2 separate regions of the Homo sapiens genome follow, and region 1 is linked to region 2. Evidence: read pairs that join two places in POLR2A ChIA-PET (ENCODE). Cell type or tissue: CD4-positive, alpha-beta T cell. All regions are shown on one strand. Each heading gives the region's core, and the rest is flanking DNA. Links, peaks and the distances in the headings are about the cores only.

Evidence for each region. ChIA-PET counts read pairs that join two places held together with the same protein. Peaks named below come from ENCODE experiments on the same cell type or tissue, not always from the same donor. Only the 100,000 strongest peaks of a DNase experiment are listed, where the experiment ranks them.
Region 1: POLR2A ChIA-PET joins it to region 2 with 5 read pairs; 4 of 35 experiments call an interaction of 5 or more read pairs at or near these places.

The regions. Positions count from the first base shown.
Region 1 is chr22:39,536,867-39,552,312 of GRCh38, reverse strand. No RefSeq gene overlaps it. Among named protein-coding and RNA genes, the nearest start is that of RPS19BP1, 12 kb to the right of the region's middle. In CD4-positive, alpha-beta T cell, for the core only: no CTCF peak of the experiment used is centred there; a DNase peak (open chromatin) is centred at 8,982.
Region 2 is chr22:39,975,365-39,990,810 of GRCh38, reverse strand. LOC124905155 reads right to left here and starts at 1,406. Exons shown (of 2, transcript XM_047441700.1): 1 at 1,378-1,406. The coding sequence starts at 1,406. In CD4-positive, alpha-beta T cell, for the core only: no CTCF peak of the experiment used is centred there; no DNase peak of the experiment used is centred there.

The DNA.
Region 1 (15,446 bases), core at 7,972-10,471, 440 kb after region 2:
TTCTATGCCAGAGTGCATGTGTGTGCGCATGTGTGTGTGTGTGAGAGAGAGAGAGAGAGAATCTATCTCTGCCCAGGACAAAAGCCTATCTATCTGCCCAGGACAAAAGCCTGGAGTGGGGGCAGAGCATAGCTGGGGACAGACCCCAGGAACCTCAAGTTCCTGCCAGGTCGGAGGTCCCTGACTCTCAACCAAAACAGGTAGCTGATGCCTGAGGAGCTTCCTGGACAGGGCTCAGAGAATCCAGTCTCTACTAACAATACAGAAATTAGCCGGGCGTGGCAGCATGCGCCTGTAATCCTAGCTACTCGGGAGGCTGAGGCAGGAGAATTGCTTGAGCCCAGGAGGCAGAGTTTGCAGTGAGCCAAGATCGCGCCACTATACTCCAGCCTGGGCAATAGAGCGAGACTCCATGTCAAAAAAGGAAAAAAGAAAGAAATTGAGTTCAAGAGAGCTGGTGTGACAACAGTTACACGCCAGGCCATCACTCAGTGATGTTTATTGACCACCTACTAAGTGCCACGTGTCAGGTATACAGAAACAGATGAACCCCAGCCCTGTGGGGAGAAGCCACATCTGGACAACCTGGATTTAAGCTCGGAAGAAAGGAGCTGGGAGCCCCCAGGAGGAAACGATATTTTCTGGGGTCAGACCAGGAGGGCCAAAGAAGGCTCCACAAAGGGAGAGACAGTGAAGGCCTAGAAGGGACAACAGGCAGTGGGCAGATCTGAGTTTTCCTAGCCAAGTATTGGAGGAAGGGCATCTCAAGCCAAGGGACAGCAGGAGCAAAGGCCCGGAGAGCATCAGGTTAAAAAAGACATGGGGGTCTGGGCGCAGTGGCTCACCCCTGTAATCCCAGCACTTTGGGAGGCTGAGGCAGGTGGATCATCTGAGGTCAGGAGTTCGAGACCAGCCTGGCCAGCTTGGTGAAACCCCGCCTCTACTAAAAATACAAAAATTAGTCAGGCAGGGTGGCAGGCGCCTGTAATCCCAGCTACTCGGGAGGCTGAGGCAGGAGAATCTCTTGAACCCAGGAGGCGGCAACCTAGGTTGCAGTAAGCTGAGATCATGCCATTGCACTCTAGCCTGGGCGACAGAGCAAGACTATCTCAAAAAAAAAAAAAAAAGAAAGAAAGAAAGAAAAGAAAATGACACTGGGGAAGAGGTGGAAGAGGGACCGGAAAGCCCAGCTTAGGAGCGACGGAGCCAGAGAGGAGAGTGGACGATGAAAAGAGGAAAAATCACCTTGAGGTGCAGGGGGTGGGGACCCTCTGCCCCTGCTGGCTTCTGTCCACCTCTGTCTCTGTCTCTTTGGGCGTCTCTCTCCTGCTTCCTGTTTCCCTTGCCTGGCTCCCTTCCTCCTTGGCGTTTCTCTGTCTTACCCTTTCTCTGGCTCTCTCCATGCCCCTCTGTCTCTCTGTCTCCCTAACTCTTCCTGTCTGTCTCTTGCTCTCCCGTCTCCCCGCTGTGTGTGTGTATGTACATCTCTCACGCACGTGTGCCCTCACACTCTTCCTTTCTGCCACTCCTGCTGCTTGGAGATAGAATAATAGAGCAGGCAACTATCCCTTTTATCCTCAGCTGGACAAAGTCCCGGCACCCGGGCAGTCAGGCTTCCAGGCAAACACCCTCAATGTCGCCATCAAGGAGAGACCATGAGGCCTGTGTGGTGGGAGTGGGTCTCAGGCTGGAGGCGCTGTAGTTGGCCAGGTCATTACTGTAAGCCTGGGCCCTGCCCTGTGGTCTTTCAAGCCCTGATGGCTTAGGATGGGCATTTGAGGGAGCAGGCAAGCTTTGCCCAGAGGCAGAAGAGGCAGCCTCAGCCTCCCGTGGCACTTGAATTCCACCGTCAGGGCTACAGTGCTTTCTTGCAAGGTTTTGATCATTGTTAAAACCAGAACCTCCTGGAAAGGATTATTCAGTCCAGTTTGCCAGCTGAGGCCAGTTCTGTGCCTTCGCCATATGTGGGTTTTGGAGAATATTCACCAGCCCTGCCCTCAGTTCGGCTGTGGTCTTATGGGGTTAGAAAAAGCTATCATGAGATGTTGCCACATAGAGAGTGCCTTTGCCTCCCTCAGGCCTGACTCCTCCAGGGCAACCCCAGGCAGAATCAGTGGTCCTTCCCTCCAAACTCCTGCCCTGTCTCCATGGCCCCCCTCTGTGCCACCCCAGCCAGACTGGGAGCCCTACAAAGCAGGACCCGTTTGTAGAGACCAGAGCTGGGCATAGAGGGAGTGCCAGCAGGTTTGCTGAAGGAATGAATGGGCAGTGATCCTCACACACAGGAGGCTGTGATGGGGCAGCTTTGCCTCTTCAGCAGCTACCCCCAAGCTCCCACCATGTGCCAGGCCCAGTTTGGGCCCTGGAGGTACAGCAGTGAGCAAAACAAAGTCCTGGTCCTCTTGGAGCTTATATTTTAGTGGGGAAGTCAGAAGATAAATAAGTAAAATATATAGTACCTCAGATTCTGATCTGCCTGTAGAGCAAATTAAAGCAGATGTGGTGGGTGGGGAGTAAGGATGGGGTAGGGGGAGTCTTGTCATTTTAAATGAGGTGGTCAGGGACATGGTGTGACTCAAATCCTAAAAAGCAGCCAGGCACAGTGGCTCATGCCTGTAGTCCCAGAACTTTGGGAGGCCAAAACAGGAGCATCACTTGTGCCCAGGTGTTCAAGATCAGCCTGGGCAAGATGGTGAGACCCTATCTCTACAAAATCATTTTTAAAATTAGCCAGGCATGGCCGGGCAAGGTGGCTCACGCCTGTAATCCCAACACTTTGGGAGGCTGAGGCAGGCAGATCACAAGATCAGGAAATCGAGACCATCCTGGCCAAGATGGTGAAACCCTGTTTCTACTAAAAATACAAAAATCAGCTGGGCATGGTGATGTGTGCCTGTAATCCCAGCTACTTGGGAGGCTGAGACAGGAGAATCTCTTGAACCAGGGAGTCAGAGGTTGCAGTAAGCCAAGATTGCACCACTGCACTCCAGCCTGGCAACAGAGCGAGGTTCTGTCTTAAAAAAAAAAAAAAAATTAGCCAGGCGGTCGGAAGCGGTGGCTCACGCCTGTAATCCCAGCACTTTGGGAGGCTAACGCGGGTGGATAACCTGAGGTCAGGAGTTCAAGACCAGCCTGGCCAACATGGCAAAACCCCGTCTCACTAAAAAGTACAAAAATTAGCCAGGTATGGCGGCGGGCGCCTGTAATCCCAGCTACTCAGGAGGCTGAGGTAGGAGAATTGCTTCAACCCAGGAGGCAGAGGTTGCAGTGAGCCAAGATCATGCCACTGCACTCCAGCCTGGACAACAAGACCGAGACTCTATCTCAAAATTAGCTGGGCATGGTGGCATGTGCCTGTACTAAGTGCCATGTGTCAGATATATACTCAGGAGGCTGAAACAAGAGGATAGCTTGATCCCAGGAGTTCGAGGCTGCAGTGAGCTATGATCACGACACTGCACTCCATCCTGGCAACAGAGTGAGACCCCATCTCTAAAAAAAGAAAAAAAATCCTAAAAAGCTTGCCCTCATTGCTATATAGAATAGACTGGGAGAAAGGTGTCACTCTGGAGCAAAAAGGCTGTGCAGGTTCCTTGGTTCCTGAAACAAAGGGCCCTGACATCTGCACCCACCTACCCAGCTGAGGACCCAGATATTTCTCCAGGCTGGCTGAGCAGAGCCTGGGGCTCCAGCTGTCCTGCCCGCCACCAGGCGCCTCTCTCAGCTCCTCCCGTCCATCTCTCATCTCTCACACACTCTCACACACTCTCTCCCTTTCATAAAACCTTTCCAGGAATCCCTTCATGGAGGGCAGAGGCAGGCCATGGTGGGGGATGTTAGGGAGGGATGGAGGAGGCAGATGCACACTCTCCGAGGGGGAGCTCCCTGCAGGGAGTGTCTTTGAAGATGTACCCTGAATGTGGGCATGGCCATCCACGGATTCAGATGAGGGGGGCCCTTCCAGTGGGGGGCCCAGCCTCCAATTCCATTTGAAAGTCGGCATAAATTATAAATAGACATTTGGGAAGCAGATGAGCCAACCCCTATGAGGCACAGACTTGAACAAGAGTCCTCAGGATATCCGGTGACTAGCGTGTCCTCACTACTCCCCCATGCCTGTGAATTCCCTGACTGCCCCCACCAGGCCCCAGCCTGCAGAGGGGAGCAGGTTCATCACACACCTCTGGCACATGCAGAGCAGGAATCAGAGAAACCAAGAAACTGGACCAAGGTCACACAGCAGAAAGTTACAGGGCAGGGCCTGAAAGCCAAGCCCATGCCCACCCCACTCCCCTTGCCCAGCTAGGTCCAGATAAGCCCAGAGCCTGCAACCACCTCAATCTCAGCCTGCAGAGGTCTGGGGGTCCCCTTGCACCCTGACCCCCCAGAGCAAACTTGGGGGTGGTCTCTGATGTTTAACTCAGAGTATTCACTTCCCAGGCATGCAGCTGCCCTCCCCCCAAGGGAGAATAAACACATGGAGACATTGACACACAATCTCACACTCCCACGTGTGCACACACAGATACACACACTGACACATTCACACAGACCCACAAACACCCTCACGTGTACACCCAAACAGATACCACTTTTGTTAAATACACTCTCACACCAAGATACAAAATCACACAAATACATTCACACTCCCTCTCAAGTACACACAGACACATCATGTTATTATTATTAAGTTCACCCTCACACAAACACAAGCACAAATAGATCCTTTCCCAAATGCACTCGAGAAGAGGGAAAGACATTGGTACTAGAGACAGAGGGAAAAGAGAGAGAGAGGAGGAAGATAGAAAAAAATCAAAGGAGAGGGAAGAGGAGGGAACTGACTGATGGGGAGGGGATGAGTTTAGAGCATCAAAGAGGTGAAAAATTGGGGGAGAAAGACAGGAGAGGAGAGGGGAGAGATGAGGAGAATGAGATAAAGAGATAAGGAGGCAATAAGGGAACCAAGAAGGATGAAGAGGAGTGAGAGGAGAAGGGAGCCTGTGATTGGAGCCTAACTTTAGCTGCAGCAGCAGTGATGACTCACACTTCGGGGGGAGCATTGAGCCAGCTCCAGGTTTCTGTTTATATTCCTCGATGAGCTAAATATACAGGCAAGGGGTTCTTCTGTTCTGGTCCAGCAGCTCCTGTGTTCTTCCTCCCACCCTCGCCTCCCCTCCCCTCTACACACACTCAGAGCCCCTGCCTCCTCTCCCTCTCCATGCCCACAGGGTGCTGCCTGTGCTCTCCTGCAGCCATTGGCACACATCCTAACCTGGCCCACAGTTCTTCCCACTAGGGAGTCAGTGCTAGGAGCTGACCATGGGGTTGGGCTCTGAGCTTAGAAATAACATGGTCCAAAGAGCCCCTTTCTGAAGCCAGGAAATCAAGTGGAAGGGGGCGATGATTGCCCAAGGTCACACAGCAGGCAAGTATAAGATGAACCACGCCAGTCTCCTGTGGCTGCCAGGCCAGACACTCCCCCAGAAGAAGGGAATGAAGGCCTGGGGTAGTGGGGCTGAGGACCCATGACAAGGGGCTGGAGAGGGGAGAGTGGGGTGTGAAGGGAGAAAAAACAAGAGCCAAGGCTTGCAGACCACAGAAAAAGTGGAAGTGTGTATGTGTGTGTATGTGTGCACATGCATGCACTCAAACTTGTTGGGGTAGGTGGAGGGGTGGTCAAGGGTCTTGGAAACAAAGGAGGGAGTGAATACCATTGGCAAATAATCTCTCGATCCCTGAGTCTAGGGATCCCCCTGCATCCTGACCCTCCAGAGAAAACTGGTGGGGAGGGTGGTCTTCGATGCTTAACCCACAGCGTTCACTTCCCAGGCACAGAGCTGCCCTCCCCTAAAGGAGAAGAAATCCACGGAGACACTCGCAGCCCCACATGTGCACACACACACAGACACAGAGACTGACACGTTCACACAGACCCACAAATCCCACAAACATCCTCACACGTACACCCAGATACTACTTGTATTAAATACACTATTACACCAAGGTACAGATTCACGCAAATACGTTCGCATTCCCTGTCGAGTACACACAGACACATGTATGTTATTATTAACTGTGGAGGGAGAGGTGGTAGGGGAAGGTGCAAGTGTGGTCAAGGGTCTTGGAAACAAAGGAGAGAGGGAATTTTATAGGAAAATTATCTCCAGATCCACAAGGAGCTCCTCCGACATCATCAGCACCCCCGATCCAGCTCCCTGCACCCCGACCTCCTGAGTCAGCGTTCAAGGCCTTTTGCTACCCAACAGCGGGTCATAAACCTACAAAACCTACAGAATAACTTCCTGAGCCAACCGCACGCCAACTGCGCGCCGGGCTGCTGTCCGTGGTGCTGAATTCCGCTTCGCCTCTCCGTGCCCTGGAAGGTGGCGATTCCCGCCCTAACCTCTCCCAGGAAGGAGTTCAGTAGGATTGAGGGAAGAGGCTGCGGCAGGAAGGAAGGGACAGGAGGAGACGAAGGACAGGGACGGTGAGAAAGGCAGCTCCTGCCAGGGGTTTTCAGGGAGAGAGAGCAGTGTTTGCTTTGACATCGCTTTCAAATAACCACAGTGACCAAGGAAAACACCACCAGCGAAGATGGCCGACAAGTCGGGGAACCACTGCAGAGGGAGACGCCCGTGTGCCCGGCTGTGCAAGGCTGGGCGAGTGTTGACACAGAAACGAATCCAGGCCGGAGGGGAGAGCCTGGGCGGGCTTGGAGTAATGTCCTCAGCTGAGCCAAACCAAAGCACTTCCAGTTTTCTCATGTTTTCGTTACCCATCTCGATGAAAAGGTTGTGAGTTTTCACACTGTCACAGAACAAACAGAGCTGTGACTTCCGTTTCCCAGGGTACGTGGCTGTTTCATGTTCTCCTGACAGCTCCATCACATTTCTGACAGTCTCTAAAATTTTGTTTTCCTCTGGGGAGGGAGAGGAGCACTAACCTTCCCTTCCCCTGGTCAGACAAAGGGGCCTCGTTGGCTGGCACACACCTGCTCCTCAGAGGTCAGTTACACTTTCCCTATCCCTCACTGACTCATGCCTCCAGGCCTCTGCACATGCTGCTCCCCCCAACCTGGAGTGCCCTCCTTTCTCCTTCGAGGCCCAGCTCCCCAGTGTCCCCCACTGGAGAGGGAGCTTCTGGAAGGCAGGAAATACCATAACTCATTGCAGCACCCCCAGCAGCTAGCACAGAGCCTGCCATACCGATTCACTTAGTTATCTGTCCTTCTATATGAGAAAAATACTTGGCTGAATATCCTAGGGTTAGGGTGGGGGTACAAATTGGTTCCTCGAACAAAAACAGTATCGCAGGTATTACAGAAGAAGAGATGTCCAAGTTTATGGATATAAACGTATTGCCTATAGCTGAGCATAGTGGCAAACGCCTGTGGTCCCAGCTACTCAGGAGGCTGAGGTGGGAAGATCACTTGAGCCTGGAAGGACGTGGGCACAATAGCTCACGCCTGTAATCTCAACACTTTGAGAGGCTATGGTGGGGAGATCATCTGAGGTCAGGAGTTCAAGACCAGCCTGGCCAACATGGCAAAACCTTATCTGTACTAAAAATATAAAAATTAGCTGGGCAGGCCGGACGCGGTGGCTCACGTCTGTAATCCCAAAACTTTGGGAGGCAGAGGCGGGTGGATCACGAGGTCAGGAGTTTGAGATCAGCCTGACCAATATGGTGAAACCCCATCTCTACTAACAATACAAAAATTAGCTGGGCGTGGTGGTGCGCACCTGTAATCCCAGCTACTCAGAAGGCTGAGGCAGGAGAATTGCTTGAACCTGGGAGGCGGAGGTTGCAGTGAGCTGAGATCGCGCCACTGCACTCCAGCCTGGGCGAGTGAGACTCCATCTCAAAAAAAAAAAAAAAAAAAAAAAAAAAAAATCTGGGCATGGTGGTGTGCGTCTGTAGTCCCAGCTACTTGGGTGGCTGAGGCTGGAGAATCGCTTGAACCCAGGAGGCAGAGGTTGCAGTGAGCCGAGATCACATCATTGCACTCCAGCCTGGACAACAGAGCGAGACTCTGTCTCAAGAAAAAAAAAAAAAGAAAAAAAGAAAAGAAAAGAAAAGAAGGCCGAGCACGGTGGCTCATGCCTATAATCCCAGCACTTTGGGAGGCCAAGGCGGGTGGATCACCGGAGGTCGGGAGTTCAAGACCAGTCTGACCAACCCCGTCTCTACTAAACATACAAAATTAGCTGAGGTGGTGGCTCATTCCTGTAATCTCAGCTACTCAGGAGGCTGAGGCAGGAGAATCCCTTAAACCTGGGAGGCGGAGGTTGCAATGAGCCGAGATTGCGCCATTGCACTCTAGCCTGGGCAACAAGAGCGAAACTCCATCTCAAAAAAAAAAAAAGGAAAGAAAAGAAAAAGAAACTTACTGCCTAAATCAACCTTAAAGACAATTGAATAGAATCTTCCCCCCCACCCTTGGTACCATTTTGCAGATGAGAAAACTAAGGCTGAGAGAGAAAAGGCCTCTTGCAAGATTGTCCAGGAAGACAGTGGTATCTGAGACTGTGGGAAGGATCTTTCTGAGCAGGAGGAGTGGGGGCCGGCTCTCTCTCTTAGGCCCCTGGGCTGGCCTGGGCCAAACACACCTCTCCGGAGAGAATCTTTGAGCCCAGCAGGAAGATGGCCCCACCTCCCCTCCTCCACCACTCCACCTGCCAAAGGATCCCAGCCATCAAATAATGAACGATTCCTAATTTACTTACAACTTTAATTCATCTGGGTCTCTGAGGAACTAGGGACTGGAGACTCAGCTGGAGTCTGAGAAACACTCAGTAATTCCCAAGAGGGAGGGAGGATTTCCTCTCCTGTTTCACAGAAGGGAGAAGGAGAGACTAGAAGCTCTCATTTTCCTGCAGAACTCTGTATACCACTGCTTCCCTGCAAGAAATCCCCCTTCAGACTTGAGCTTTGGGTCGGGGAGGCAGGGGGTAGAGAAAGTAAGGGACAGAGGAGAACGCCCCCACGTGGTACTGGAAAGCACACAGGGCTCGCGCACGCAGCCGGGGAATTGGTTGCAGATGGCCGTATGATCATAATCCTGGTGAGCGTTTCTTGAGGTCTTCTCTTGGCAGGCACTTTATCTGACTTAACTTTTGTTTTGGGGTTTTTTGTTTTTTTGTGTTTTTTGGTTTTTGTTTTTAGATGGAGTCTCGCCCTATCACCCAAGTTGGAGTTCAATGGCACGATCTTGGCTCACTGCAGGCTCTGCCTCCTGGGTTCAAGCGATTCTCGTGCCTCAGCCCCCTGAGTAGCTGGGATTACAGACGCATGCCACCATGCCTGGCTAATTTTTGTGTTTTTAATAGAGATGCGGTTTCACCATGTTGGCCGGGCTGGTCTTGAACTCCTGACCTCGTGATCTGCCCACCTCAGCTTCCCAAAGTGCCGGGATTACAGGCGTGAGCCACTGCCTGTGTGAGCCTGGCGGGATTGTTTTTTTTTTTTAAGATAGAGTCTTTCTCTGTTGCCCAGGCTGGAGTGCAGTGGCGTGATCATGGCTCACTGCAACCTCGAACTCCCAAGTTCAAGCAATCCTCCCACCTCGGCCTCTCAAAGTGATGTATTGGGTGGCTCACACCTGCAGTCTCAGCAGTTTAGGAGGCCAAGGTGGGAGGATTGCTTGAAGCCAGGAGTTTGAGACCAGCCTAGAGAACATGATGAGACCCTGTTTCTACAAAAAAAAAAGTTTTAATTAGCCGGGCATGGTGGCATGCACCTGTGGCCCCAGCTACTAGGGATGCTGAGGTGAGAGGATCATTTGAGCCCAGGAAATCAAGGCTGCAGTGAGTTGTGTTTGCACCACTGCACTCCAGTCTGGGCAACAGAATGACACCCCACCTCCTCCACATTCCAAACGGCCCCTGGCACATAGTAGCACTCAACAGATTTTTTTTAACCTAAACAAATGGTTTGACACTTATTCATTCATTCAACAATGGCATCTGGCACATAGTAGGTGTCATGCATCTACCAGGCACCACTGGGGGCTCCAGCCACAGCAGAGGAACAAGACAGACCGAAGCCCCAGGTGCTTACGTTCTGTGGGGAAAGACAGACAAGAAGCAAGATGAAGAAGTAAGCTGTGAGTTTGGGTGGGGGCTGGGGGGCGTCAAGGGCTGTGTCAATGGCTGCCACCTGTGGAGTAATTACTGCCCTGCCTGGCTGGCGGTTTCTCACCCCACCCTCCTGGCCACATTTTGAGGTGGGTGTGATTATTCTTTTCATTTCATAGATGAGGAAACTGAGGCAGAGGCAGGGTAAGTCTCTGGCCTCTGGTCATAGACAGAATCTGAACCAGGCCATCTGCCTCCAGAGTCCCTGCTAGAAGCCACCATGCTAACTGGGGGCGGAGGGTGGGATGTCTTAGACAATGCCCAAGCTGCCAAGCGCAGTGGCTCACTTGCATAATCCCAACATTTTGGGAGGCCAAGGCAGAGGATCACTTGAAGGCAGGAGTTCGAGACCAGCCTGAGCAACACAGTAAGATCTCATCTCTACAAAAAATCAAGGCCAGGCACAGTGTCTCATGCCTATAATCCCAGCACTCTGGGAAGCCTAGGCGAGTGGACCACCTGAGGTCAGGAGTTGCAGACCAGCCTGGCCAAGATGGCGAAACCCCGTCTCTACTGAAAAAAAATACAAAAATTAGCCAGGTGTGGAGACAGGCGCCTGTAATTCCAGCTATTCGGAAGGCTGAGGCAGGAGAATCGCTTGAGCCCGGGGCATAGAGGTTGCAGTGAGCCGAGATCGTGCCGCTTCACTCCAGTCTGGGCGAAAGAGCAAGACTCCGTCTCAAAAAAAAAAAAAAATCAAAAGATTAGCCAGGCGTGGTGGTGTGCACCTGTAGTCCCAGCTACTAGTGAGACTCTGTCTCAAAAAAAGAAAAAAAAAAAAAAAAAACAGAAAAAGAAAATGCCGAAGCCAAAACTCTTCCAAAGCTCTGTGTGCCTGTGAGCAGGGTTCCTTCACAGAGAGAGCCACACACAGTGTCACACAAGGCCCCACCCTCAGAAGGGCCTCATGCTTGGCTAATGCTCTGCTGTGGCCACCTCGAAATGTTTAACAATTTTCTAACAAGGGGCCCCGCCCTTCTTTTTTAGATGGAGTCTCACTCTGTCACCCAGGCTGGAGTGCAATGGCGTGATCTCAGTTCGCTGCAAGGTCTGCCTCCCAGGTTCAAGCAATTCTCCTGCCTCAGCCTCCCGAGTAGCTGGAATCACAGGTGCCTGCCACCACACCTGGCTAATTTTTGTATATTTTAGTACAGACAGGGTTTCACCATGTTCGCCAGGCTGGTCTCAAACTCCTGACTTCAAGTGATCTGCCTGCCTCGGCCTCCCAAAGGGCTGGGATTACAGGCATGAGCCACTCTCCCGGCCAAGCCCTGCCTTTTTATTTTGCTGTGGGCTCCACATATTACATAGCCAGTGCTGCCCTCAGGGTAACAATGCTTTGCCTGGTGTTCAGGCCCCCAGCTGGTTTCCTTCCCTGCCTCCCCTCCTTTCCAACTCTGGCACCACCAGCCCTTATCACACCAAGGCAGGGTCTCTCTGCAGGGACAGCACCACTCTTTTCTGTGTCTCCAAAGCCCAGCCCTGAGGGACAGAAAATGGAGACTCAGGGAGCATCTCCTGGGTTGGATACCACGGGCTGGAATGGACTGAACTGGCCCCCTGTTGGGGGTCTTCGTGGAGTTTGTTGGTCCAGTGTTCAACTCTTTTCTCTTTTCTCCTCTGAGCTCCTACAGTTCCCTTCTGGCCACATCCTGCCTCCTGGTCCAGGGCACCTCACACAGATGCAGCCCTCCGAACACACCTACCCAAGAGCTCTGGGGTTCAGGGAAGTCCCCCTGACCTCCTCAGGCCCTGTTCCCTGCACGCTCAGCTCTACCATGCAGGGTGAACAGGAGCACACTTTTGCACCTTCTCTCTGCTGGCCAAGGGGGCCCAGAGGGGCGGACTGTCCTAGGCTGGCACCTAGTACACGGTAGGGAGCCCAAGCCCCAACACTCATTCTTCTCTAAGTCCACCTCCCAGCGACCTCATGATCCCCAGGTGTGGATTCCTCTGTGGCTGAGGAAACCCCAGGGCCTGGAAGAAGGCTCAGCTCCTGGCCAGGGAAGTGGAGAGGCTGAGGCGCAGGCTTCTTAGTCCTTTGTGTTCTCGAAGGCTGAGCCCACAGGGGGAATGGTTTGGAAGACTGAGTGAGCATGTGACTTTGAAACTGTGGCAAAGCCTGTTGCTCCTCATTGTGCCTCTGTACCCCTCCTGTGATACAGACCATGCCAGAGCCCCAGCCTGGCTTCCCAGAGGGATCAAGGGGGACTGTCACGAGGGGAACTGGAAGATGTATTAGTCAGTACATGTTAGGCTATGCTATCAAAATTCTAAAATCTCAGAACTTTAATACAACAATAGTTGGGGTTTTTTTTTAATTTTTTTAGAGGCAGGGGCTCACCTTTGTTCTTGATGGGATGCATTCTCACCAGCTCAATGTTAAGAATGCAAAATTGGGCTGGGTGTGATGGCTCACAGCTGTAATCCCAGCACTTTGGGAGGCCAAGGCAGTGGATCACTTGAGGCCAAGAGTTCAAGACCAGCCTGGATGACACAGTGAAACCCCACCTCTACAAAAAATACAAAAATGAGCCGTGTGTGGGTCAGACAAGGTGGCTCACATCTGTAATCCCAGCACTTTGGGAGGCCAAGGCAGGCAGATCACGAGGTCAGGAGTTCAAGACCAGCCTGGCCAATATGGTGAAACCCCATCTCTACTAAAAATACAAAAATTAGCCAGGCGTGGTGGCGCGCACCTGTAGTCCCAGCTACTCTGGAGGCTGAGGCAGAAGAATCACTTGAACCCAGGAGGCAGAGGTTGCAGTGAGCCAAGATCATGCCACTGCACTCCAGCCTGGGCAACAGAGCAAGACTCCAACTAAAAAAAAAAAAAAATTATTCAGGTGTGGTGGTGCATACCTGTAGTCCCAGCTGCTCCAGAGGCTGAGGCAGGAGGATTGCTTGAGCCCAGGAGGCAGAAGGTGCAGTGAGCCTAGATCGCACCACTGTACTCCAGCCTGGGCAACAGAACAAGACCGCGTATATCCTTCCCCTCCTGGCACTTAGTATAAGGCCACAATCATGGAAGCCTAGGGGCTGAAAGGTCTGCACAGAACAGCTGTGCATGCTCTCTCTTTCTCTCTCTCTCTGTCATAATTGCTAATTTATAATTTATACTCTCAGCTATTTCTAAAGAGGATTTTTTAAGTGAAATAAAAGATCAGAAACCACTAGGGAATAGGCATGAGCTAGATGTACTAGAAAGTTGACATGAACGTTTATTAGAGCTGAATAATATAGGGATATAATACAGTCATGTAATAAATTACACTTAGGACAATTGAATAATAATTTCCAACCTGAGCTTCCTACCAGCAGAGGCAAAAAGGCCTCACATATTCACCTCTTGCTGCTTCTTTTGCCAGCTGTCTTTTCCCTTCTTAAAATTTCTTCTCTTTATCCTCCCTTGTTTTCAGATCCGCTGGGAGAAGAAAGACCCCCTCCCCATTTTCTAGGTATCCATATCCAACTTGCAAGGAAAGAACAGCATAAAGTTAAATGGTTACATGATTAGCAGGATGGAAGCTTCAGCCTGAAGAAATGAGTCTACATAGGCCTTAAAGGTACGTCCTACACCATCTTTTTGGCTCCTTGTCCACAGATGGAGCAGGGAGTAGGACTTGAAGGCAGGAGACAGCCTTGACCCCACACAGGGAGCGGTCCAGGCCTCCAGGCCTTGGCTTCAGGGAGTTCCCGGGAACCTCATTGGAAGGCAGACTCCCTTCCCTGATGGCTCATACATTAATTCACTGAATCCCCAGGACGGGCGTGCAAGAGAGGACTTGTTATCTCCAATTCACAGATAGGGATACTGAGGCCAAGAAGGAGAAATGATTTGTGCATGGTTACCCAGCTCCCTTTCCCTGAAGACATGGCCTCAGGGCAGGAGCCCCCCAAGCTGTGGATGAGATGCTCAGAGTTCTGAGCTGGGGAGGAAAGGGGCTTCTGGGCAGGCCCCAGCTTGGTCTGGAAGGATCAGAAGATGGAGACTTGCTCCTCTCCCCAACCACCCCACAGACGCCAGTTGCTATGACAACAGGGCCTCCCTTCCAAGGGTATTGGTTGGAAATTTGCATTTTAATGGAGACATAATTAGAATTAAAGGACGGAGATTAGAAGGGACAGAACTCTCCCCAACCCCATTCTAGCCCCTTGGGAGCCAGAACCCCCACCACAGAGATCTTGAGGCCCCAGAACCACCCACTCCCCACGCCCTCCTCTCCCAAAGCCCTATAGGGATATTTTCTCTGCGACAAAGTGCTATGTCTGTCCCTACTGCCCAGATGGGGATAGCAAAGCCCAGAATAGAGGAGGGACTTATTCTAGATCTTACAGCGAGGTCAAGTTCCCAGAGCCAGGTGACATCCGCTCTGCCTAAGGACCTCCCATCTGACCCCAACCTACTGGTAAGGTCTTTGGGTACAAGTTGGCTTGAGGAAGGGGTGCTTGCTTGCTAAGGGGCCCCCAAGTTCTCCCCTCAGTCTTCCAAGCTCACCCTTTCCTCTTCCTGTAACCTCTTAACATCTCAGTGGCCCTGGGGACCTGGCAGGACTGGGGACTCCGCCCCATCTTTCTCCAGGGACTGGGAGGAATGTACCCAAGATCACACAGCAGGCCAGGCACTGGTGGCTCATGCCTGCAATCCCAACACTTTGGGAGGCCAAGGCAGGCAGATCACCTAAGGTCAGGAGTTCGAGACCAGCCTGGCCAACATGGTGAAACCCTGTCTCGACTGAAAATACAAAAATTAGCCAGGCACACCGGCGGGCCTCTGTAATCCTAGCTACTCGGGAGGCTGAGACAGAAGAATCGCTTGAACCCAGGAGAAGGAGGTTGTAGTGAGCCAAGATCGCGCCACTGCCCTGCAGCCTGGGGGACAGAGCAAGACTTGCTCTCCAAAAAAAAAAAAATAAAAACAAAAAAAAACAAAAAAAAAAAACTTCACACAGTAGCTTAATGGCAGAGCCGCATCTTTGGCTGGTCAGGGTGGAGACATTAAAAAGACCCCACCTTTGACCCCCACCCGGGGGTTACTGGCTGACCCCATATCTCCATGGATAATTTCCAGTAGCTTCTTCTGTGTCTTCATTATACCCTTAAAATCAGGCATGCCACTATTTCACCATTCACATGATTGGAAAGAAGCCACTTGGCCTCTGCCTGGATGCCCTGAGGGGGCTGCTGTCCCTGGGACTGGTGGGTGCCACCCTGAACCCTGCAGACCCTGGACGACAGAGACTCACACTTGCTGAGAGTGTAACACGAGCATGTGGGCACCGCCAGGCCCAACGGAGCCCTTCATTCACC
Region 2 (15,446 bases), core at 8,684-11,183:
CACTCACAGAGAGGTTGCAGGCTATGGAGGCCTTTTAATGTACACTTATCTAATTTGACCCATCCCCCTTTCCCCAAATCTGTTGAAGTACTCCGTGAAACGGATTATTGTGAGGTGTCACAGATGAATAAGCTGAGGCTTCTGGAGGGGAGACATCCAGTTCAAGATGATCCACTGGCGACTGGAAATACTGGGATGCATTTCCACATAGCCTGATCCCCAGGCCTTCCACCCTCCGGCCCAGCAAAATACTCTGTGCAATGTGATTGAGATTTTTTTTTTTTTTTGAGACAGAGTTTCACTTTTGTGGCCCAGGCTGGAGTGCAGTGGTGCAATCTCGGCTCACTGCAACCTCCGCCTCCCTAGTTCAAGCAATTCTCCTGCCGTAGCCTCCCGAGTAGCTGGGACTATAGGCATGCACCACCATGCCTAGCTAATTTTTGTATTTTTAGTAGAGACAGGGTTTCACTATGTTGGCCAGGCTAGTCTCGAACTCTTGACCTCAGGTGGTCCGCCTGCCTCGGCCTCCTAAAGTGCTGGATTACAGGCCTGACCCACCGTTTCCGGCCGTGATTGAGATTTTTTTTAAAAAAATCTCTTTTTAGAGAGTGGAAACTGATTTCTTTCAGGCACAGGCCCTATAGATTAAGCTAAGTAACTTCTTTTCCAGGGACACTCCATGAGGCCATGACACCCTAGGAAAGCCCCTGGTCCTCTCCCGGTCTCTCTGGTCCTGAGTCTGGACTTTCCCTGAACTAGGTGAGGCCCGATCGTAGTTACATTTCCAACTTCGGAGGCCACCTTGCCCAAGGTGACTTCAGGCTTCCTGAGAACTGGCGCCTCCTCCAGCAATTCCCCGCAACCCTGCCTGGCTCCCTCCTCCTTCCTCCGGCAGACACCCTCCCCCAAAACCACCCAACTCCTGCCTGGGTACATGGCGGGAGGGATTCACCTTCCTCTCGCCCACCCGCCAGGCACTGAGGGCTGTGTGTTCACAAGATAAAGACATGACACCTTCTAGTTAATATTAATTGTAGCTGTGTTCATCCCTGCACACTTCCCAGGCCCTCTTGTGTAATTTGAGTCCCAAAATAGCCCACTTCATGATATATTCTTAGATGAGTTTTCCAGGGGTGACTTTTTTCCTCTGTAGCAATCTGTGTCATGAGCATCTCTACAAAACTTCAGGGGCTCTCTCTCTCATGCCTCTGTAAAATTCTTGGTTGGCCAGAGAGGGTGAGAGAGAGAATAAGGGGAAGGGGTTCCCCCAGGCCCACTGGGAGGAGAGGCAGAGATCCTAGGACTGAACGACTTAAGCAACCTTCCCGTCTGATCCACTCGACTGCTCCACAATACGCATACACCGAGGTCTCTCACCTGTGTCGGAACTCACCTACGGCTTTCATCTGTTCATTAAATGACTGTTTATGGAGCACTAATTATGTACCAGGCAAGTTCCTGCCCCCACAGACCTTCCAGACTCAGGGGCTTTGCTGCTTCTCCAGCCTTGGAGGTACAGAGGCTCCCAGTCCCCTGAAGACTCTGCCATTGCACTGTTTTCTCTGAATTGGTGATTCCTGTTTTTTGTTTGTTTGTTTGCCTCCCTGCCACTCCTTCTCATTCTCCTTCATCCATCTCTGAAACGCGCTGTTCCTCGGGACCCTGCCCTGACCTTCCCGCCTTTCACATCTCGCCCATCCGTGGGCAACCTCGCTTCCCTGTGCTTGGATGACTCTAGCTCAACTCCAGAACCCTCTCCTCAATCCATGCCAGTTCATCAGGCTGCCTGCTGGTCATCTCCAGTCACACATCCCCCAGGCACCTCCAACACAACTTGTCCCAAATGGCACCTGTCAGCCCCTTCTCCTATGCCCCCCAGGCATGCCCCTCCTCCTGGGTTTACCATGTCCAAAACGACCCAGCCCTCCACTAGCCAGCCTCCATCTCACCAGCATGGGAAACAGGGGCTCATTTTGACTCTTTCCTTTCCCTTAGGCCACCAGACCAGAAGAGGCTTTCTCTGGGCTAGGGTGTGATGTGATGTGGGGTGACGTGGTGTGGTTCCGTCACTGCCCCTCCCTCCTTCCCTGCTGCCACTCCCCACTCCTCCCTTCCTGGACATCCTTGCAAGAGCCTTGCAAGAGCCTCCTAACTGGGCTCCCTAACCGGATTCTCCCCTTAGATCTCTTCTAAAAGGTAAACACCATTATGTCCTTTCCCTGCACAAAACCCTGCCAAGGGTCCCTATCCCTGCAGGCTACAGCCCAAGCGCCTCGAGGCCTTTTAGGATTCAGACCTACTTTTCTTCCCCTCCCCAAGCTTCTGCTGCTACCACGTGTTTCTCCCCAGCCCACGGGAGACTCTTCTGGCTCCTCTTGTCTTTAGCCTGGTGGTCACTCCCTCTGTAGAGTCTCTCCTGGGCCTCTAAGTCCGGGTGCAGGGACTTTCCTTGCTTCCCGCTAGACCTGTCTGAGCATCCAGGCTCTGTGTTCTCATGGTCTGTCTCCCCCAGCAGTTGTGAGTTCCTTGATGGCAGGACTGTCACATTCATCAGGGTGTTCCCAGGCCTTAGGCCCTAACCCCTGGGCTTTCACCCGAGGTCACCCGCTTTTTTTTTTTTTTTTTTTTGAGACAGAGTTTCTCTCTTGTCCCCCAGGCTGGAGTGCAGTGGCACCATCTCAGCTCACTGCAACCTTTGCCTCCCAGGTTCAAGCGAGTCTCCTGCCTCAGCCTCTTGAGTAGCTGGGATTACAGGCATGCCACCACGCCAGGCTAATTTTTGTATTTTTAGAAGAGATGGGGTTTCATCATATTGGTCAGGCTGGTCTCAAACTCCTGACCTCAGGTGATCTGCCCACCTCAGCCTCCCAAAGTGCTGGGATTACAGGCGTGAGCCACTGCACCCGCCTTTTTTTTTTAAGACGGAGTCTTGCTCTGTCGCCAGGCTGAAGTGCAGTGGCGTGATCTTGGCTCACTTCTCGGATCTTCGCCTGCTGGGTTCAAGCGATTCTCCTGCCTCAGCCTCCCGAGTTGCTGGGATTACAGGCGCCCACCACCAAGCCCGGCTAATTTTTGTATTTTCAGTAGAGACGGGGTTTCACCATGTTGTCCAGGATGGTCTCAATCTCTTGACCTCGTGATTCGCCCACCTTGGCCTCTCAAAGTGCTGGGATTACAGGCCTGAGCCACCGCGTCCGGCCCCCTCACCCTCTTTACTGCAAACGGATTGGGAATTCTTTCTCAAAACTTAGTAGGGTTTCCTCTCTTCCCCTGCCGTAAATACCATAGGAACATAGAAATAAGAACCCAAATGCCAAAGACAACTTAATTGAACATGAGTCTTTTCAGCCATTCTGTTGCCCAGTGTGACTGTGTATGTGTGTGTGTGTGTGTGTGTGTGTGTGTGTGTGACACAGAGAGAGAGAGAATGCATATGTGTGGTAGGGTGTACACAGTGGACCTTTTTTTCTTTTTAGAGACAGGATTTCGCTCTGTTGCCCAGGCTAGAGTGCAGTGACACAATCATAGCTCACTGCAACCTTGAACTCTTGGCCTCAAGTGATCTCACCTAAGCCTCCCAAGTAGCTGGGATTACAGGCTTCAGTCACCATGCCTGGCTCTGGTAGACATTTTTGATTATCTTTAAAGATGAAGAAGGATTTCGGCATCCATGTCCTCCCGGGAGGCATAGTCCAAAGGAGGCCTTTTCTCCAGCCAGTGCGGATGGAGGACCAGCATCAGGAAGAGAGAGGGTTTAATCCAAAGGCTGCCTAGGAAGAGGCCTAAGGGTTTGGCGCTTCTCCCCGCCTGAAGACTCTCCGCACAGGGGTTGTTTGTTAGAACTACCCCACGGTGTGTTCCTGATGTGCATTGATCCAGAGCAAGAGCTGGTCACTGGAGAGATGACCGTGGCAGATTAGCTTGAGTTCTACCCTCTGGTCTTTAATGCTTTTTTTTTTTTTTTTTTTTTTTTTTGAGACAGAGTTTCGCTCTTTCACGCAGACTGGAGTAAAGTGGCATGATCTCGGCTCACTGCAACCTCCATCCCCCAGGTTTAAGTGATTCTCCTGTTTCAGCCTCCTGAGTAGCTGGGATTATAGGCACCTGCCACCACGCCTGGCTATTTTTTGCACTTTTAGTAGAGATGGGGTTTCACCATATTGGTCAGGCTGGTATCGAACTCCTGACCTCAGGTGATCCACCTACCTTGGCCTCCCAAAGTGCTTGAAGGGACAGGGGAGGATATTCTAGGTAGTAGCTGATGGTAGGGAAGCAGGAAAGTTATGTTCCAGCTCTAGAACAGACCTGGTACTGAGAGAGTTGAGTGGATGAAGAGTGAGTGAGTGACTGAGTAAATGTAGTGCTTAAGGTAAATGCAGACTAAACCAACTGACTCGTTTAGGTCATGGTGTGTGTGTGTGTGTGTGTGTGTGTGTGTGTGTGTGTGTGTGTGTGTGTACATGTGTGTATGTAAGTACATGTATGTGTATGTGTGTACCAGTGTGTAAATATGTACATATATGTGTATTTCAGGGATGGGAAAATGACAAGGAGCCAGAAATACAAGTTGTCTCACAGATGCTCTTGAGTGCGTGAATTCCAGGCTGAGTTTGCATTTTGTTTTCAGCTGGGAGCCATGGAAGGCTGGGAAACTGGGGAATGGCAGGATAAAAATGATGCTTGAGATGGATGCACCTGACCAAGAGCATGGGCTGGACCCGAGGTAGGGAGAGCCCGCGGTGGGCTCCAGTGACATTTAGCATTACAGAAAGAGGGCTGCTCAGGTTCTGAGACTAGGGAAGTTTCAGAAAGGAAGCCTCGGGGAGGCATGGGGTCTTTTCTTGCTTTCTCTAGGTAGCCACACAGGAACAGAGAGTCTTGGAGCAGAGGTTCCTGGCAGGCTGTGCAGGCAGCGCAGGGCTGCTTGGGTGAACAACTTCACCCACATGACAGAGGCGGAGTGCTTTTGAGTCAGACACACCTGACTCAAGGGAGTGCCTCCCCGCTTTATGGCTGGCAGCACCAGAAACATTTTTAGGCAAAGTTTAAAGCAGCTCTGACCCCAACCAAGAGGCCTGGGCTAGAATTATTTCCTTAGTGTTAGTTCAGCCTTGTCCTTGGGGCCTGGAACCTGGACATTCCAGGGCACAGGACCTGAGTGCACTCACCCTTTTAGGGCAAGGCTGGCAGAGAGAGCACCCGTCAGAAGAAGGTTCAGCAAGGCTGCTTGCTCTAGGCTGAGGGTGGAATCAAAGATGACTTTGTGAAGGGGGTGGCCTTTTCCCTGGCCTTGAAGGCTGGCTAGGATGTGAACAGAGGTAAATAGAAAGGAAGGAGGCCCCTAGGTGGAGGTGGAGGGACCTATGTGAGCACAGTTACCGAAGAAGGAGAAAGGTGCAGGGGTCGAGGGCAGGTGCAGGGCAAGGTGCAGGGGTTGAGGGTGGCCCAGATGTCTTGCCTCCATGCAGCCCCACCTCCAAGAGGCAGCTTGAACCCCAAGCTGGGGGTGGCAGGGGAAGGGCATTCTAGTAAAGCCAGTGACTGATCTGGGTGGGATGCCTTGCAAAGCAGTGGAGAGCCACCAGAGGAAGTGACCCGGGATGCCTCTGACACCCCTGCCTAACCTGGCATTCTCCCTTCAAAAATTATTCCTTTACTTGGCCAACACCCTCAGCACTCTGTCCCTTGCAGGTGGCCATCACAGGACAGGTGTACCCTGGAGGAGGGTGGGTGAGGTGAGGGAGGGGAGCTCTCCCAAAGTTGATGTGCTGTGTTGGCAAGTTATCAGTTTGATGGGTGCAGAGAGATTACCCCGGGGAGGGCGGAACACAGGACAGGCAAGTTTCAAAGGGAAGGAGGCTGTTGCAGCAACAAGTCCCACTGGGGTGGGGCAGGGAGGGGTGAAGAAGAGGCTGTTTCTGCCAAAAATGGAAAGTAGTTATGGGTGAGGTAGAGGCTGGGCAAGACTCCTGGGAGGGCCAGGAACCTTAGGAATGGACCAAGTTTCTTCTCTTTTTTTTTTTTTTTTTTTTTTCTGAGATGGAGTCTCACTCTGTTGCCCAGGCTGGAATACAGTGGGGCGATCTCGGCTCACTGCAACCTCCGCCTTTCAGGTTCAAGTGATTCTCCTGCCTCAGTGATCAAGTGATTCTCCCTACGCGGGAGCTCCCTCTCCCAGCTCCCAAGTAGATGGGAATACAGGTGCGCCACCACACCCAGCTAATTTTTGTATTTTTGTAGAGACAGGGTTTCATCATATTGGCCAGGATGGTCTCGATCTCTTGACCTCATGATCTGCCCGCCTCAGCCTCTCAAAGTGCTGGGATTACAGGCGTGAGCCCCCACGCCCAGCTGAGTTTCTTCTCTTCATGCCCTGTTGCTTGGCCTGGGCCATAGGAATAAAAAGAATGAAGAAAGCAGTCATGATGTCTCTCCCACTTGCTAGGTTCTTACCAAGTAGTTCCTATAATTTTGTTTACTTCTCATGACAACTCAGTGCTATTATCCCCAGTTCTCTAGATCAGCTCAGAGTGGTCAAGAAACTTGTCCAGGCTGATAGCGTAAGTAGCAGAGTCTGGACTGCAGCCCACGTGTTTCTGACTCAAAGCTTGTGACTTTTCCACCTCTCCACATTGCCTGGAGGAGAGAAGAGAGAATAGTTAGAAAGGAGGGGAGGGACAGGGTGTACAGCTCAAGGGTGGGGTTTTCTCTGCAGGGCCAGAAGGTTCTTGAATGCCCCAGAGCAAAGCTGTTAGCTGAGAGACCACTGACCCTGACACCCTAGAGAGGCTCACTCTATATGTAAAAGATGTGAATTTCTCCTTCTGCTCCCAGCCAGGAGAAAACTCAGTTGTTGAGTGGGGATGGAGAATGTTACCTGATATGATGACTGCAGCGTCCTTAGCCACACTCAGACATTGCCCTGTTTGTCATGTTTGTATGGTGGTGGGGAGGGATCAGGAGTGGCCAAAACTTAAAACTGGACCCTGGAGGTGGAGACCGAGAAGGAAGTGGGAGTAAAGACCAGCTTCTGGGGGTGGGATGGGGTCCAACCTGTCTTCGGGGATTACAGGGGCCTCCTGTGACTGTGGGTACAGATGGTGGTGGGGGTGTTGTGCAGCCAGCAGGAGCAGGGGCTCCGGCACAAGGTCATCAGAGTGCTGAGTGGGTGACATGCATGGTGGGAGAGGGAGCCACCACTGCATCATGGAGATTCGGGCGTGTAGACAGGAGGATGGCAGCTAGTGCTTGGAAATGTCATATGGATTCTGGGAATGGGATTGGCATGAACAAGGCAGGTGAACGGGGAGCTGGGTACTGCACTGGTCCCAGCATCTGGGCCTGGGCAGAGATCTTATTGCAGAAGCAAGGGAAGAAGGTGGGGCTGGATCTCAGAATGAAAGAAGGAACAAATAGCAGACCCAAGAGGCTTATGCAGTGGCCCATATTGGAGGAGTCAGGATGGGTCCCAGCAACCTAGAGAGGGCTGGGCCTGTGCCATGGCTCCATCTGGGGCAGAAGGACCAGCAGAGCCCAAGAACTGGGAGACCCTGTCTGAAAGGACATCATGCTTTAGCAAGCTGGGTGTTTTAGGGACACACATTGCATCCTAAGTTTTTTTTTTAGGAAGCCTCGGTTCAGAAGAGGACCTAGGGAGCCCCAGGACTTGTGAATATTGATGTCAGAAGTGAAATTTCTCCTAGCAGAAGGGAGAATCTCTATAACTTTTTTTTTTTTTTTGAGGTGCAATCTTGCTCTGTTGCCCAGGCTGGAGTGCAGTGGCACGATCTCGGCTCACTGCAATCTCCACCTCCCAGGTTCAAGCAATTCTCCTGTCTCAGCCTCCCAAGTAGTTGGGATTACAGGTGCCCCCCACCATGCCTGGCTAATTTTTGTATTTTTAGTAGAGACAGGGTTTCACCATCTTGGTCAGGCTGGTCTTGAACTCCTGACTTTAGGTGATCCGCCTGCCTTGACCTCCCAAAGTACTGGGATTACAGGTGTGAGCCACTGCGCCCGGCCAATTTTTTTTTTTTTTTTTTTTTTTTTTTTTTTTTTTTTTTTTTTTTTTTTAGACAGGGTCTTGCTCTGTCGCCCAGGCTGGAGTGCAGTGGCGCCATCTCGACTCCTTGCAGCCTCCACCTCCCAGGTTCAAGCAATTCTCCCACCTCAGCCTCCAGGGTAGCTGGGATTACAGGGGCCCACCACCATGCCCGGCTAATTTTTGCTTTGTTTTGTTTTGTTTTGGGATGAAGTTTCACTCTCGTTGACCAGGCTGGAGTGCAATGGTGTGATCTCAGCTCACTGCAACCTCCATCTCCTGGATTCAAGTGATTCTCCTGCCTCAGCCTTCCAAGTAGCTGGGATTACAGGCGCCCGCCACCATGCCCAGCTAATTTTCACATTTTTAGTAGAGACGGGTTTCATCATGTTGGCCAGGCTGGTCTCAAACTCCTGACCTCAGGTGATCCACCTACCTCAGCCTCCCAAAGTGCTGGGATTATAGGCATGAGCCACCATGCCCAGCCAATTTTTGCATTTTTAGTAGAGACGGGACTTCACCATGTTGGCCAAGCTGGTCTTGAACTCCTGACCTCAGGGGATCTACCCGCCTCGGCCTCCCAAAGTGCTGGGATTACAGGTGTGAGCCACTGCGCCTGGCCTATAGCTTTTATTTATCCTAATAGAGACACAAGCTTGCTAGTTTCTCTATTTTTTTAAAGAAAAAACTTTTTTGTTTTTGTTTTTTTAGACAGAGTCTCGGTCTGTCGCCCAGGCTGGAGTGCAGTGGTGCAATCTCGGTTCACTGCAACCTCTGCCTCCCAGGTTCAAGGGATTCTCCTGCCTCAGCCTCCTGAGTAGTTGGGATTACAGGCGTGTGCCACCACGCCCAGCTAATTTTTGTATTTTTAGTAGAGATGGGGTTTCACCGTGTTGGTCAGGCTGGTCTCAAATTCCTGACCTCATGATCTGCCTGCCTCAGCCTCCCAAAGTGCTGGGATTACAGGCATGAGCCACCACGCCTGGCCTTTTGTTTTGTTTTGTTTTGTTTTTGTTTTTTAAGATAGGGTCTTGCTCTGTCACTCAGGCTGAGTGTGGTGGCACAATCATAGCTCACTGCAGTCTCAAACTCCTGAGCTCGAGTGATCCTACTACCTCTGCGTCTGGAGTAGCTGGGACTACAGGCAGGTGCCTGTATGTACCACACCTAGCTAATTTAAAAAAAAAAAATTGAGGGCCGGGCGCTGTGGCTCATGCCTGTAATCTCAGGACTTTGGGAGGCTGAGGCAGGCAGATCACTTGAGGTCAGGAGTTCGAGACCAGCCTGGCCAACATGGTGAAACCTGTCTCTACTAAAAATACAAAAATTAGCTGGGTGTGGTGGCACATGCTTGTAATCCCAGCTACTAGGGAGGCTGAGGCATGAGAATCGCTTGAACCCGGGAGGCGGAGGTTGCAGCGAGTGGAGATCACGTCACTGTACTCCAGCCTCGGTGACAGAGTGAAACTCTGTCTCAAAAAAAAAAAAAATGTTTTTTGTAGAGACAGAGTCTTGCTATGTTGCCCAGGCTAAGACATAAACTTAATGCATTCCTTTTCTGCACCCATCTTGAGTCACTCCTTGCCGAAGAGGTGTCTGAGGATCAGTGCTCACTGAGGGTATGCCATCCACATGCATCAGTGGTTTAGAGCAAGAAGTGACCCAGCCTTTCCTTCATTTTACTAGGAGGAAACTGAGGCCCAGAGGGGTTGAGAGACTCCCCTTAGGTCCAGGGGCTCAGGAGAGAGTGGGGACAGAATCCCAGCTGCAGACCCCCCAGCCAGTGCTCCCTTCCTCTGTGCCCCCCCACCCATCTGGACTTTCCATGGTAACTAAGCCTCCTCCAGTGTGGGAAGCAGTTACCTAGCAACTTCCCATAACCAGGTTAGAGCCGAGGGAGTGAGATACCACATGCTGCCTGCCCTGGGGAATTTAGATGTGTAGAAATGGGATCGCCCACGTCATAGTGTGGCCACAAATGACCCTGCATAGAGCCATGCCTGGAAGCCCCTGTCGGGGAGAGTCTCACATCAGGATCAGTGAGTCTCAGGGATGACGGCACAGTCCTGGGCTGGCTGAGGCGTCCACCCCTGCAGTGGATGCAGGGCCCCACTGTGTACAGTGCTGGTTTCTCTGAACAGCATGGAACCTGTCCCCATTGACCTGCTGGCTCAGTGTGGATGGGGGATCCACAGAGGAAGGCTGATGGAAAGGCTGTGTCTGTGTCCTTGCAGGCGTCTCACTGTGGCGGGGGGAATGGCAGGGAAGCTGTGCTCCTTCATGCTGCCTCTTGTTCCCTAATTATGTCAAGAAATGTTTATGAAATGACATGATTGTAAAGTAAGTGACTCTTCCTGTAATGTTCCCTGTATATTGGGTTTTGACAACCATCCGCCACCCCCACACGCTCACCTGCTTCTTCCTGTGGGCAGAGCCCTGCCTAGGTTCCCAGGTTCTGCCTCCTGAAGGGTCCTACCAATTGGCCTAAGCCAGTTATGGTGGCCTCATTCTCTTGGAAATGGCTGGTGTAAGAACAGCATGGGATCCAGTCTTGCCAGTGGGATCTGTGTGAATGGCCGCTGAAGGACCTCCAGGAAGGAAAGGGTTTCTCATTGAGTAGAATTGGGAGAGAATGTGCCCCTTCTCCATTAGACATTGTCACGTCTGCATGTGATGTCTGGAGCTGTAAGCCACTGAGAAGAGACACCACTGATGCTCAGAGACATCACTGATGCATTGTTGGGCCATTGTGTTAAGCCAGCCAATGGCTGTCTTGTCTCTGGACTTCTTGTGATGGGAAATCATGAGCCTCTTGTTGCTCTAGAGCCTTTTGGTCAGGCCTCTGTTTTTTTCGCCTCCAGCTCACTCACTTTGCACTTGTCTGAGTGGGCCACTTAATAGAGATGCCTTGACAAGTCTTGGTATTAAAGGTAAAGCACCCAAAGAAAACAAATGTCCCATATCTTCGATTTACTGACTAAATCAAAGATGGGACTCCCTGATCCTTTATCTCCTCAGTTGGAATTGAAATCCGACTAGCAGCTGCATGCCCAGCTCTCGCAGGTCTGAATAGACTTCTCCCTAAAGAGCCTGATGGCGTCCCTGGTATTCCCAGCATCTGGCACATTTCTTTCATTCATTCATTCATTCATTCATTCATTCACTCATTCACTCACTCACTCATGCGGTGGTGTGCTGGGGCTGGCTCCTATCTGCCCATGAAAAACAATTGTGTACATCTCTTCCCAACTCTGGATTCAGTGATGTCATGTTGGTAGCCTGAAATCTGCCATGGTGGGAGTTGTTCTTTTTTAAGTAGACTTTTTTTTTTCAGCAGTTTTAGGATCACAGCAAAATGGAACAGAAGACACAGGGAGTTCCCAAATACCCCCTGTCCCCACACACGCATAGCCTCCCTCACTGTCAACATCCTCCAGCAGAGTGATATATTTGTTACAATTGTTGAGCCTACATTGACACACCATAATCACCCGAAATGCGTAGTTTACATTAGGGTTCACTCTTCCTGTTGTGCATCCTATGGGTTTTGAAAAATGTGTCATGCCATGTGTCTATTGTTGTGGCATCACACAGAGGAGTTTCACTGCCCTAAAAATCCTCCGGGCTCTGCGTATTCATGCCTCCCACCCTCAACCCTTCCAACCACTGATCTTTTTACCGCCTCTCTAGTTTTTCCTTTTCCAGCATGCCATGTAGTTGAAACGGTACAGTGTGTAGCCTTTTCATATTGGCTTATTTCACATAGTAATATGCATTTAAGGGTTGGGTGCAGCATCGCATGCCTGTAATACCATCACTTTGGGAGGCTGAGGTGGGCAGATCACCTTAGGTCAGGAGTTCAAAACCAGTCTGGCCAACATGGTGAAACCCCGTCTCTACTAAAAAAAAAAAAAAAATTCAGCCAAGCGTGGTGACGGGCGCCTGTAATCCCAGCTACTTGGGAGGCAGAGGCAGGAGATTTGCTTGAACCAGGGAGGTGGAGGTTGCAGTGAGCTGAGATTACACCACTGCACTCCAGCCTGGGTGACAGAGTGAAACTCCATCTTAATAATAATAATAATAATAATAATAATAATAATAATATGCATTTAAGGGTTTTCATCTTTCATAGCTTGGTAGCTTATTTCTTTCTAAATACTATTCTATTGTCTGGAGGTACCACAGTTTATTTATTCATTCACCTATTGTAGGACATTTTGGTTTCTTCTAAGTTTTGGCAATTATGAATAAAGCCACTATAAATATCCATGTCCAGGTCTTTGTGTGGATGTTTTCAGCACCTTTCAGTAAATACCAAGGAGTGTGAATGCTGGATCCTATGACCAGCGTAAGTTTAGTTTTGCAAGAAACCGTCGAACTCTCTTCCAAAGTAGCTGTACCATTTTGCCTTCCCACCATCAATGAATGAGAGTTCCTGTTGTTTCACATCATCACCAGCATATGGTGTTGTCAGTATTATAGATATGGGGCATTCTTATAGGTGTGTGGTGATATTTCATTGTTTTAATTTGTATTTTCCTAATGACATATGATATTGAGCATCTTTTTATCTCCTCACTTGCCATCTATATCTTCTTCCATGAGCTGTCCATGTCTTTTGCCCATTTTTAAATTGGGTTGTTCATCTTCTAATTGTGGAGTTTTTTTGTTGTTGTTGTTGGTTTTTTTTGTTTCTTACTTTCTTTCTTTCTTTCTTTCTTTTTTTGAGATGGAGTCTTGCTCTGTTGCCCAGGCTAGAGCGAAGTGGCAGGAACTTGGCTCACTGCAACCTCCACCTCCCGGGTTCAAACAATTTTCCTGCATCAGCCTCCCAAGTAGCTGGGATTACAGGTGCCCGCCACCAAACCCGGCTAATTTTTGTATTTTTAGTAGAGACGGGATTTCACCATCTTGGCCAGGCTGGTCTCAAACTCCTGACCTCATGATCCACCTGCCTCGGCCTCCCAAAGTGCTGGGATTACAGGCGTGAGCCACTGTGCCCTGCCTATTGTTGAGTTTTAAGAGTTCTTTGTGTATCATAGTCCTTTATCAGATATGTCTTCTGTACATATTTTCTCCTGGTCTGTGACTTGTCTTCTCATTCTCTTGGCATATGGTGGGAGTGTTTACACCATAGAATTGGCAAATACCACAAGTTAGGGCTTCTTCTTAGAGAGAGCCAATTATTAAATCTTTACCAGCACGTCACTGCATCTAGGCATCAACCATTTATTGACTGCACTGCATATCTTTGACCTAAAAAAGATTTGGTCTAGCAGAGGAGGCAGATCAGTGAATCACTGACAATGGTGTTCTGAGTATTGGGATAGAGGGAGAACAAGGTTACTACAGGAACATAAGTGGGGGTGGGGGAACGGGGGCACTTACATCAACCATAATATTGGGATGGTTTCCCAGTGGAGACCTGGAGCCCTGAGCTAATGATTTCAAAGTAAGTAACAGTTGTCTGGACCCACGCTGCCCTATAAGGCAGCTCTTTGCCACATGTGGCAATTTCAGTCATTTATACCAGGCATATTTCAAGTATTCAATAGCCACATGTGGCTAGTGGCTAGTGGCTACCACATTGGATGGAGCAGATACAGAGCTTTTCCCTCATCACAGAAAGTCCTAATAGACAGCCCTTGTCTAGACAAAACAGTGGGAGAAAGCATTCCAGGCAAAAAGAACAGAATGTAGGAGACCAGAGGTCTTAGAAAACATGCCTCATTCTGGGAACCACAGATAGTTCTAAGGGACTGAAGTAAAGAGTGTTTGGGACTGGAGAGGTAGAAGATGTGGCTGAACGAACAAGGCAGCAGGCAGATCACAAAAGGCCTTTAGTGCGAAGCTAAGGAGGTTAAACTCCAGCCTGAAGACTATGGAGAACCCAAAGATTTGAGCAGGAGCTTGGTATCATCAGCCTGTCTGCGAATAAGATCTCCCTGACTGCGTTGGAGGCTGTATTACAGGGGGCCAGCCAGAAAGGCAGGGAGACGAGTGCTGAGACTATTGCAGTCATCAGGGAAAGAAGTGAGAGAGGTTTGAAGTAAGGCAGTGGCTGTGGAATGGGTGCAGAGAAGGGACAGAGTTGAGAGAATGTGAAGGACCCGATGGCTGATTGTGTCTGACCCTGAAGAGGTGCTTTGTAAATATTTGTTGACTTAATGAATGAATTACAGCAAAACTTAAAACAATAGAAGTGAGTGCACAGCTACTAGGCTTCTAGGTAGTATCTACTGCACAAATGGTGTGGTGCAGAGGACACCCTTGCCTTGGTATGGACAGGCTGAAGTGTTGACTTTAGACTGAGAAAACAGCAAATATTTTGACCATGCTAATCAGTCCCCAGTGTGGGCTGTTGTGTTTCAGGTTAGCTGTGAGCTAACGATGGCATGTAGGTACATTCCCCTTCTTTTGAGCTCAAGGAGAAAGAGGCAACAGGGAAGAGTGAGAAGAGAGAGACGGAGGGAAGGGTTGGTATCCCTTGTTCTGTCTGATGGAGGGAGGGCTCGGCTGAGAAGAGAGCCAGCTGTGCTCATGGAAGATGCTGAGGGAGCCAGGGTCCAAGCAGTGCCTCTCAGAATTGGGCACAGGCTGGCCATTCTCCCCTCTACCTCTTCCCCAATCTCCTTGTCATGTGGACTGCAGGGCAGATTTGGTGTCCTGAAGGATTGGGTCAATTCACCAGCAGATAAATGTGGTGCATAGTGGATCCGCAGCATCTGGGAAGGCATTGTCAGCAGAGGATGCGTGGGGCAACAGAACACTGGAACCAGAGTAGGAAGCGTGAGTATACTGGTGCCTAAACACGTGAGAGATAACAGCCTCCCTCTCTTGGCCTCTCAGAAGTTAACTGGAGGAGAATCCGAAGACAGTGGCTAAAGCTACTGGAACCTGGACATCATTGTAAATATGACCTTGTTTGCATCTACAGGTCTGTTAGGCCCAAGACAGTTGAGTTACAAAATGAGTAAATAGATGAGATGAAGCAGGTCCAATCATTCCTTCATTAGAAAAATATTTACTGAGCCTCTGTGTGCCTTGCATAGTGCTAGATGCTGGGTGTACAATGGTTTACAAAACAGAGGTGACCCCTGCTCCGTGGAGCTTACAGCTCCAAGTTCACTTGAACTTGGGAGGCAGAGGCTGCAGTGAGCTGTAATAGCCATACAGCTCAGTCTGGCACCATCATCTGTGTACGTGCTATTCAGGAAAAGCACAGGATTCATAAGACCATCTTAGGGGAAGGATTATTTTAGATTAGAGGGCAGGGGAGGACTGTTTGGAAGTGACATTTAAACCCAGACCTGGGCCAGGCATGGTGGCTCACACCTATATTCCCATCACTTTGGGAAGCCAGGGTGAGTGGATCACCTGAGGTCAGGAGTTCAAGACCACCCTG